Linked DNA regions of Homo sapiens: region 1 is linked to region 2. Evidence: chromatin contacts called from ENCODE Hi-C data. All regions are on one chromosome and are shown on one strand. Each heading gives the region's core, a stretch centred on a gene start or an enhancer-like site at or near the end of the contact. The rest is flanking DNA. Distances are from core to core; before and after follow the strand shown. Region 1 holds the start of CHORDC1 (cysteine and histidine rich domain containing 1). Region 2 holds the start of PCF11 (PCF11 cleavage and polyadenylation factor subunit).

Region 1 (4,630 bases), core at 2,062-4,561, 7.1 Mb before region 2:
TGTTTTACATGCATTGTTTAACTTAATCTTCACAGCACTCTGTTATCAATGTTTTACAGATAAGAAAACTCAGGCTTATTGACGTTAATTGACTTATAAAACCATTAATAAGTTCTGGGCCACTTTGGCACCTGAACTTTCAAGCATTAATCAGAAATAAAAAGGTTAAGCTTCTCTGCAAAATAAAAAGATTCTCGGATTTGAGTTAAAAAAAGAAAAACAAGATGCAATCTATCTGCTGCTTACAGCAGATATGCCCAAAACAAGATGACACAGGTTAAATATAAATGGATAGGGTGAGGTTTATTAGGCAAAAACAAAGAGAAACATAGCAAAAGTTGAAGCATTAATATCAAAGTAGGTTTCAAGACAAAAATACAAAATGATACAAAGAAGGTCATTTTATATTAAAAACATAAACTATGTAAATACGAAAGACATGCACCTTTATAGGATGAATAATATATGTTCAAAATACAGAAACCACAAACTGCTCAACACACAATCATAATGGATGAAATTTTCATCTTTCGAATAAAGTAGAACAAATAAAAATAGTCATTGTTAAGTTGGTTTTTTGTCCTCTTCATAATGTTAACTATATCAAAAATGAGTATGTATTTACATTTTCAAAACATATCTAAGAGTATAAAGTAAAATATTAACTTTACTCCTTTAAACTCATCCTTGTCTTTATACATATCCGTTATTATAAGAGATTAATGGTCTTTTCAAATATTATTTTATACACGTACATGGATACATACATATCTATAATCGTTTTTAAGATAATGGAACTTAATTATTATTTATTTATATTATTAATTAATTTTTTTTTGAGATAGAGTTTCGCTCTTGTTACCCAGGCTGGAATGCAATGGCATGATCTCAGCTCATTGCAACCTCTGCCTCCCCGGTTCAAGTGATTCTCCTGCCTCAGCCTCCCGAGTAGCTGGGGTTACGGGCATGCGCCACCATACGCAGCTAATTTTTTTGTATTTTTAGTAGAGACAGGGTTTCGTCATGTTGGTCAAGCTGGTCTCAAACTTCTGACCTCAGGTGATTCACCTACTTTGGCCTCCTAAAGTACTGGGATTACAGCCGTAAGCCACAGCACCCAGCCCAAGATAATGGAGCTTAATTAAACTTAACTGAATTGTTTTAAGAAATATTTTTAAATGCAGAAAAAGAGAGTAGTATGATAAACATTCATTTTGCACCAAGAATAATTGACAATTGTTTTAAGTTAACATATTTATTTAAGTCTTTTGTTAATAACAAGATAGTCAAAGTTAAAGCATATTTTGATATGTATGGGGGTAAAGAAGGAAGGGAAGATATATTCAAAGTGTATATAAAATATACATGTAAATTCTAGAAAGTTTTTCAAACAGTGGGTGTTAGTCAGCACTGAAGTGTTGGAATGGAAATGTAAGTGGAGGTGGGATTGAAACAGGCTGTTGCTGTAACACTGTTTTTCTTAATCATAAGAATGATTTAATTTTATAGTTTCTCAAAATACCCAAGGGAGGAACATAAACTCCTATATATAACACGACTCTTTTTAAACATATATATCTATAAATGCTTGGGGTGTCAGGAAACACTGAAAATAAATTTACCAAAGAGTTATTTTAGCCATTCAGTACTTATTGCTGGGTGGTGGAATTATTGTTGACTTTGTTCTTAGTATACTTCTGCGTTTTCCAAATTATCTACCATAAGCAATTATATTCTGATTGTAAAATGCTACAGATGAAAAACTAGAAATAAACATTAAAATTATTTAAAAGGTTTAGTTCACTAACAATCCTGGTAATGTTGCATTGATACTAGGATACTCAAGACAACAGATTTGGTCACAACTAAAACTTTTTAGAGCTCTCCACTTACTCATTTCCAATTGTGTATGATCAATTTCTACGGTCTATTACATTCACAGCCGGTGCAATTGTAAATTGGTACCACCTTTCGGAAAGCAATTGGCTCTATATATCTTTAAAATCTTAAAGTTATTTAAAAAGCCTTATGCCCTTTACCCCAGAACTGTCGCTTTCCAAAAATTTTCCTAAAGGGGGAAATTCGAAATAAGAAAAACAATACACAGGTTGAGCACTGTAACTTATATATAATAAAGTTGGGGAAATTAGAGAAAGGTTAAATTACAGTGCATTTATTCAACAGAATACTCCGTCATTTGTAACAATGACTATGAAACAAAATAGAAAAATACTCACGTTAGGTTAAATGAAGAAAACATACCTATCTATGGTGGATCACAATATGAAAATTTAATACTTCTAGGTAGAAGAAGAGAAAGAGAATATGAAAAACTAAAAAGTCTTTAGGGGTAGGAGGACGTGAGCAGATCTCTAAATAACCTTGAGATCAATGGAAACAGTGTATAGATTTTTAGGTTCACTTATAAGCTGCTGATCTTATTTTAAGATCCTTCAGTATATGTTATCAAAAAGTGTTTGCTTTTCTTGCAAACGCCCATGTTTGGGAAATATGCAAGTTGAAGCCAATGCATTACTGTACTTTTTATAATGCACCTGAAGTTTTACTAGCTGTTCCAAGAGTGGTGTACTGAGTATTGATAAATCGTTTAAGTGGAGGCTCACATGAAATATTAACTATTACCCCAGGGCTTTAGAGCAACTGTGATCAATTCTGGCACAGCATCAGATCCATAATTTTCTTTGCTACTCTGATTTCTACGTTTTTTGTATTTTCAAAGTAATGTGACCGCAACTGTTAAGTTATTAAAATTGCTCCTGAGATGAGGGCACTCGAGACACAAACACACGGAGAGGTTCGTCCGCTATTCCTCTCATTTACTAAGCTCACACGTCTACCCTGAGGATTTGGAAACACTGTATGATTCTGCACTTACTGTGCACTTATCCCTTAGTGCTAAGGGGTAAACAGATACCCACCGGGCTGTCTAAGGCGCAGCCTCAAGGCAAGGAAGAAGGGTGCTGGGTCGCAGGGGATGAGAGGGCGGGGCGGCCACTTTGCTGCAGGAGATACCCAAAGCCAGTTAGCACTGAGGAAGTCAGAAGAGAATTGTCAGTCTCTCGGACACCTTCATTTTCTGCCCCGGAAATTTCTCCTCCGCTGTTGTCTGGGCTCCACTTCCGACCCCCAGTTGCTACCAGCTGTAGTCCGACCTATCGTGGCCCGGGCTAGTGCCAGCCTCCCGCCGCTACCTCCGCCTCGTCCCTTCTCCTCTGCGCCTGCGCGACCGGAAAATTCGCGAAGGTTCCTGAAACGCAACGGATCGTTTCCGGAAGCCGGTAGCCGCCTCAGTCGTCAGACCGGTGCTAGCGACACGGGAGTGGCAAACGCATCCTCTTGCCGTTCCCGGTGTTTGGGCCTTGCCTGTGACGGTGGGAAAAGAAAATGGCCTTGCTGTGCTACAACCGGGGCTGCGGTCAGCGCTTCGATCCTGAGACCAATTCCGACGGTAAGAGGAACGCGCCGCCAGCCCTCCCTCCCCTCCACCTCATCAGCAGGGGAGGCCCTTTGGGCCGGAGGGTGTCCGCGGATCTCCTGCAGCCGTCCTCGCGCGGCCCCAGGTCCATGCCCCTCCTGGGCCTCCCTTGGCTGCCCGCGCAGCCCGCCGGCCGCCCCTCTGTTGCGCCGCGTTCCCTTGGCGAGCGCCCGGCCCCGGCGCCTGACTGTCCTCTGCCACTGCGGAGAGAGACGCTCCCATGGATCCACGTGTTTCCCCCGTCGTCCCCGCACTCCTTTTAAGTCGCCTGGAATTTAGAACGAACACGTTTCTCCTCTGGCCCTCCAGTCTCTGGGGAAGCAAAAATTAACGAGGTACTGGTGAGCTTGCTTTGTAGTTCCCGAAGTAGTGATGGCTGTGATTGCCTGCGCGAGAGGGAGAGGTGGCCGGGATGAGCAGCGGGTTGTCCTAGCATGTAAGCTCTGCCTTGTAGAAGTTTGTGTTCAGTCGATCCGCTGTTACAAACCTCTTACAAGTGTTCTTGGTAAGGGACATTACTCTGTATCTTCACGCTGTTTTGATAGGTTCATCCTGGTGGTACGTTAGTTATCTTTTTATTACTAGCGGCATTTGTTGCTTGTTCTTCTTGTGGCCTCCACGTTTTACTACCATGCCTACTCCCGTATAAAATGAGTGAATGTCATCTACAGCACCTAGATGTCGAGTTAAGGATCCAAAGCGAAAATGACTATTAGGTGAAGGACGGGAAATGATCAGTGAATTGAAATTTTGATTGACAAAGAAGTGAGATGATTCCTTGCGTATCGTGAGAAGTGACAACACGTTTTCAGATTGAACTAGCATTTAGTTTATATTTTCTGCATGCCAGCCATTATTGCTTTATCTTATTTAATCTTCATAACCACCCTGGGACGCATGTAATGTTAATTAGACCCATTTGATAGAGAAGCTCAGTTCAATGAGGTTGTATTAATAACATCCTTCATTATTGTGGAGGAGATGAAAACTGATGCCTTTTGAACTCTTCACCTCTGAGATGTTTGAAATACTTATTTTTGGCACACAGGTAAATTGATAGCGTTATTTAAAATAAGACCATTGATACAGAGTTTTAAGGAAAAGGAAAATCCAACCTATGCAATACTCAAGTTA
Region 2 (4,095 bases), core at 850-3,349:
CCTTTTTAAATCTCACACTTAAAAAAAAAAGCTGTTTTACATACACTTTCACAGGAAAAAGTGAACGAAAACTTGTATCTTAGCTGTCAGACTGAGCATGATAAACTTGTTGAGGTCCTTAAAAGGAAAAAGAAAAAAAACCCTTCCTTTTCGTCCTCTTTAAATTATGAAAGGACCACCTGAAACCGTGTATCTTGTGAAGAGGTTTACCCAAAAGAGTGGATGGAACCTAAAGAAGAATGAACCCAAGTCACTTAAAGACTTTTGTTTAAAACACACAACCACGTAGATAAAAATAAGTCTTGGAAACAGATTCTACACCTTACAAAGGTAAATAAAAAAGACAAATACATATTTTATATGTTTTATTCACAAATTTTATAATACCAGTCACACATTTCAAAACCATTTATTAGAGTCAGACCACTCAAGTTTTACACTAGACAGAAACCGTCTCTAAACAATATATTGGTGGTTGTTGTTAAAGTGGCCTTTAAAAAGGGGTTCACTCTGCTAAAAGGAGGCTCATCCTGATAATTGCAATCACTAACAACTAGAAAAAACTAAACCGTGAGTACAAGCTTGAAAAATAAAATGTAGCACTGGGACGCTATTAAAACTCATTGTAACTAAGTTGAACAGTAACTTTACTTAAATGACATATCGCTCCCATATGAATCCACAGAAGAGGAGGACTACAGGGAAATATAAGGTGGCAGAGGACCACTTCTGTCAAGGGGTAAAGAAAAACACTCCTTCGCTATCAGGGAAGGGAGAAAAAGAGAAAAGGAAGAGGAGGAGGGACTGAACTTTTCAGAGAAACTGCAAGTACTTGTTACCCTCTGGGCCAGTTCTCCACCTACAGGTTGGATAAGATCTCCTCCCCCCACCCAAACCCCACCCTCAACCCCACTTGCCCCTATTTTGGGACAAATTAGACCCTCCAATAGGAGAATAAAAGTTTTATCTAGCCGCCCCCACCCCAAAATGGGGCTGACGGGAGTGAGCAGCTGCCTGGCTGGCAGGGAATGGATTCTCCTCTCTTCCCTTTCGCATCATGTGCTTTTCAGGCGCCATGTTGGGCTCCTAACAGGCGGCTGCTCCACTCGGGGCCAAATCCCTATTCCCACCCACCAACAGCTCGCTCCCAGGTCCCCCTTCACCTCCTTCCAACCCACAGAACACAATTACCAAAAAGGGTGCTTGGGGAAAATGGGAGACCCACTCTCCCACTTCCCAGGGAATTAAAATGGCTTATGTTAACTCTTACTTCCCCAAACCACAAACTGCCTTTAAGTCTCCCCCACCCCAAAGGGCTCTATTCAAAGCGTGTGTGTGTCGGGATATACAATGCGGTGGCCTAAAAAGGGAGTTGGAAAGCGGAAGTGGGACTCCACCCTTTATCCTCCCCACTCCCTCCCCCCCAGAGGCCCATGCTCGAAGCCTGGGCCAAAGACCGAGCCTGAGTTGGAGGGGGGTGGGGGGGTTGGAGAGAAGGAACACTGTCCCCCTTGGGATGGAAGCGAGACCTGGGATGAGGCTGACACTAAAATCAGGGAGTATTAGAAGTAATAGGAGGCTGCGGGGTGTATAAAAACCTTGGCGGTTTGGGCCTCGATGAGAGAGACGATCTCCTTGGCGAAGGGCAGGTTCTCCTCGGCTAGAATGGTCAGCATATTGATGTGCGGCTTGCTATTGAAGGTCAGGTCTTCGAGCGATGACTGATAATCCCGACAGGCGTCCTCCCGGGCCCCCGCAGCACCGGCCTCGGCCGGCGTCTGCTCTGACATTGCGCCGCGGCCCCCCTCCGAGGTCCGCTGCAGCTGAAGCTGAAGCCGCTCTGGATACCCCGCCTCCCTTCCGACTCCTCTTCCTCTCCCCGGCTCTCTCGCGGCTCCGGCTTCACCACATGCTGACCGCGGAGGGGGGATGGGGGACGACACAGGGGGAACCTCGGGTATGAAACGCCGCCGTCTCGCGGGTGATCTCCGTCCACTTCCAGCCGCCACAGAAGCTTCTTTCTCCACAGACACAAAATGGCGGCGGCAGTGGCGGCTCCAGCTCCGAAAATGTCTGTGTTCCCAACCGCTGCGTCGTGCGAAATGAACTAGGGGAGGGGAAATGTGCGGTAAAAGGGCGGGGCCACTGATAAAACCAGGCGTGATTGGCTGTCCCGGCAACGTCACGAGCCCCGCCCCCGGCCCTTCCGCAGGACGCCCTGGCACCGCCTTCTTCTCCGGCCTCTACCCGGACTTTCGCAACATCTACTGCTCGGAGGCGCACTGGAAAAGACGGCCCTTCTCATTGGCCGATTCATAAGGGACTGTTCGGTCATTTGTTACCATAACAACCCATTCAGGGAAGCCAATAGGCCTGGGAAGGCAGTTCCCGCGGCCCAACCCAACCACTTTGAGAAGAAGACTCAGCCGTCCCCTCTTCGTCCCTCCCTCTAGCTTCCCAGCCACTGAGCGGGCCTGTCAATCATCTTTCCTCCCGCCTGCCCCGTAGCTGCTACCGACGGTGGGGGTTGGAGGGAGCGGGGGTTGGAGGGAGCGGAGGCTTTCTGCCGCCGCACCCCCTCTCCCTTAGCGTCTCAGGTGCTCTGGAGAGCCAGGGCGGGTCCAGCTGCCCCTCTGGGAACTGGGAAGTGGGAGGGAGGTGCCCAATTTACCCGGAACTTCGGAAAGCACTGCTGGAGAGTTTCTTCCAGCACGCCGCTTCCCACACCCACAAAAATACCTAGGCGAGCTTGCCTGACTTGAATCCCCAGGAAAATGCCTTTTATTTAGAGATTAAGTGTGAAAGGCTTTTTCCTTGGGGGTTTGGAGGAGCTCTTTAAGGAGCCCACTATGAGCTCTAGGAAGAGTTTTTCACAACAGCCACACCCAGCTGGACCGTAATATCTCCACTGTGAATCTGCATTTCAGAACCTCCTTAGCATACACTATTTGGGGCACGTAGGAAAACACACACGCGCATGCACTTTTGTTTTAAACTTGTGGGGCTGTCTTCCCAGGTTGGAAATGATGCTCGTAAAACACACAAAGCTTTCAAATAGTTCACCGTGGAGCTGCGACATAACACAAACCAAACGTAATTTTTTCATTGAGTAGCGATATTGACCTAAATATAAGCTTTTAAAATGTGTCAATTACGGGCTGGGCGCGGTGGCTCACGCCTGTAATCCCAGCACTTTGGGAGGCCGAGGCGGGCGGATCACGAGATCAAGAGATCGAGACCACCCTGGCCAACATGGTGAAACCCCGTCTCTACTAAAAATACAAAAATTAGCTGGGCGTGGTGGCGTGCGCCTATAGTAGTCCCAGCTACTCGGGAGGCAGAGGCAGGAGAACCGCTTGAACCCGGGAGGTGGAGGTTGCAGTGAGCCGAGATCACGCCACTGTACTCCAGGCTGGTGACAGCGAGAGTCTGTCTCAAAAAAAAAAAAGTGTCAATTACCTAAAATTGCTTTTCCATTGCCTTCCGTAGGCTACTAGGCATTTGAGAGATAATTTGTTGCTCCCCAGAAGAAATTGCTCTTAAAAAATAAACTTAGCCGGGCATGGTGGCGGCCGCCTGTAATTCCAGCTACTTGGGAGGCTAAGGCAGGATCACTTGAACTCGGGAGGCAGAGGTTGCAGTGAGCCGAGATCGCAACACCGCACTCCAGCCTGGGCGACAGAGTGAAACTCTCTCTCAAAAAACAAACAAACAAACAAACTACTCTTTACTTGTCCCATATAAAGTAACATTTTCATTTCTTCTTTTTGTTTCTTTGAGTTTTTTAGCATCTTTATTGTTGTCTAATTGAAACATAATGAACTGCATAAAGTGTGCTGCAAAGGTTAAGTTTTGACATGTATTTTCCATTTTTTTCTTAGCATGATATCACACATGAATGAAAAGTAAAACCTGGGGAGGAAAACTGGTCTTCCCTCATTTGAAGCTAAGAAGTATTGTTAAATAAGTATTTATAATCTCAATAATTTCACACTATTGTTAGTGGTGCTATTTAGATATACTAGAAAGTTTCAACTAATAACGTCCAAAGGTTTTATTTTCTGGAGGGAAATGACCAGGGTGAAATAGTCCTCT

What was found. A loop is a pair of places that touch in the nucleus more often than their neighbours do. Pooled maps may share reads with other maps.
Region 1: a loop to region 2 is called in a pooled map, with 14 times the contacts of the local background. The contact joins the promoter of CHORDC1 here to the promoter of PCF11 in region 2. A Hi-C loop is called at or near these places in 3 of 50 pooled maps.

What each region holds. Positions count from the first base shown.
Region 1 is chr11:90,221,730-90,226,359 of GRCh38, reverse strand. It overlaps CHORDC1 (cysteine and histidine rich domain containing 1), which reads left to right and starts at 3,311. Exons shown (of 11, transcript NM_012124.3): 1 at 3,311-3,469. The coding sequence starts at 3,406. LOC124902812 (a long non-coding RNA gene) reads right to left here and starts at 3,201. Exons shown (of 2, transcript XR_007062978.1): 1 at 2,940-3,201.
Region 2 is chr11:83,155,135-83,159,229 of GRCh38, reverse strand. It overlaps PCF11 (PCF11 cleavage and polyadenylation factor subunit), which reads right to left and starts at 2,099. Exons shown (of 16, transcript NM_001346413.3): 1 at 1,599-2,099. The coding sequence starts at 1,790. RefSeq lists silencers at 934-993, 2,444-2,523 and enhancers at 1,794-2,043, 1,340-2,129, 2,194-2,243.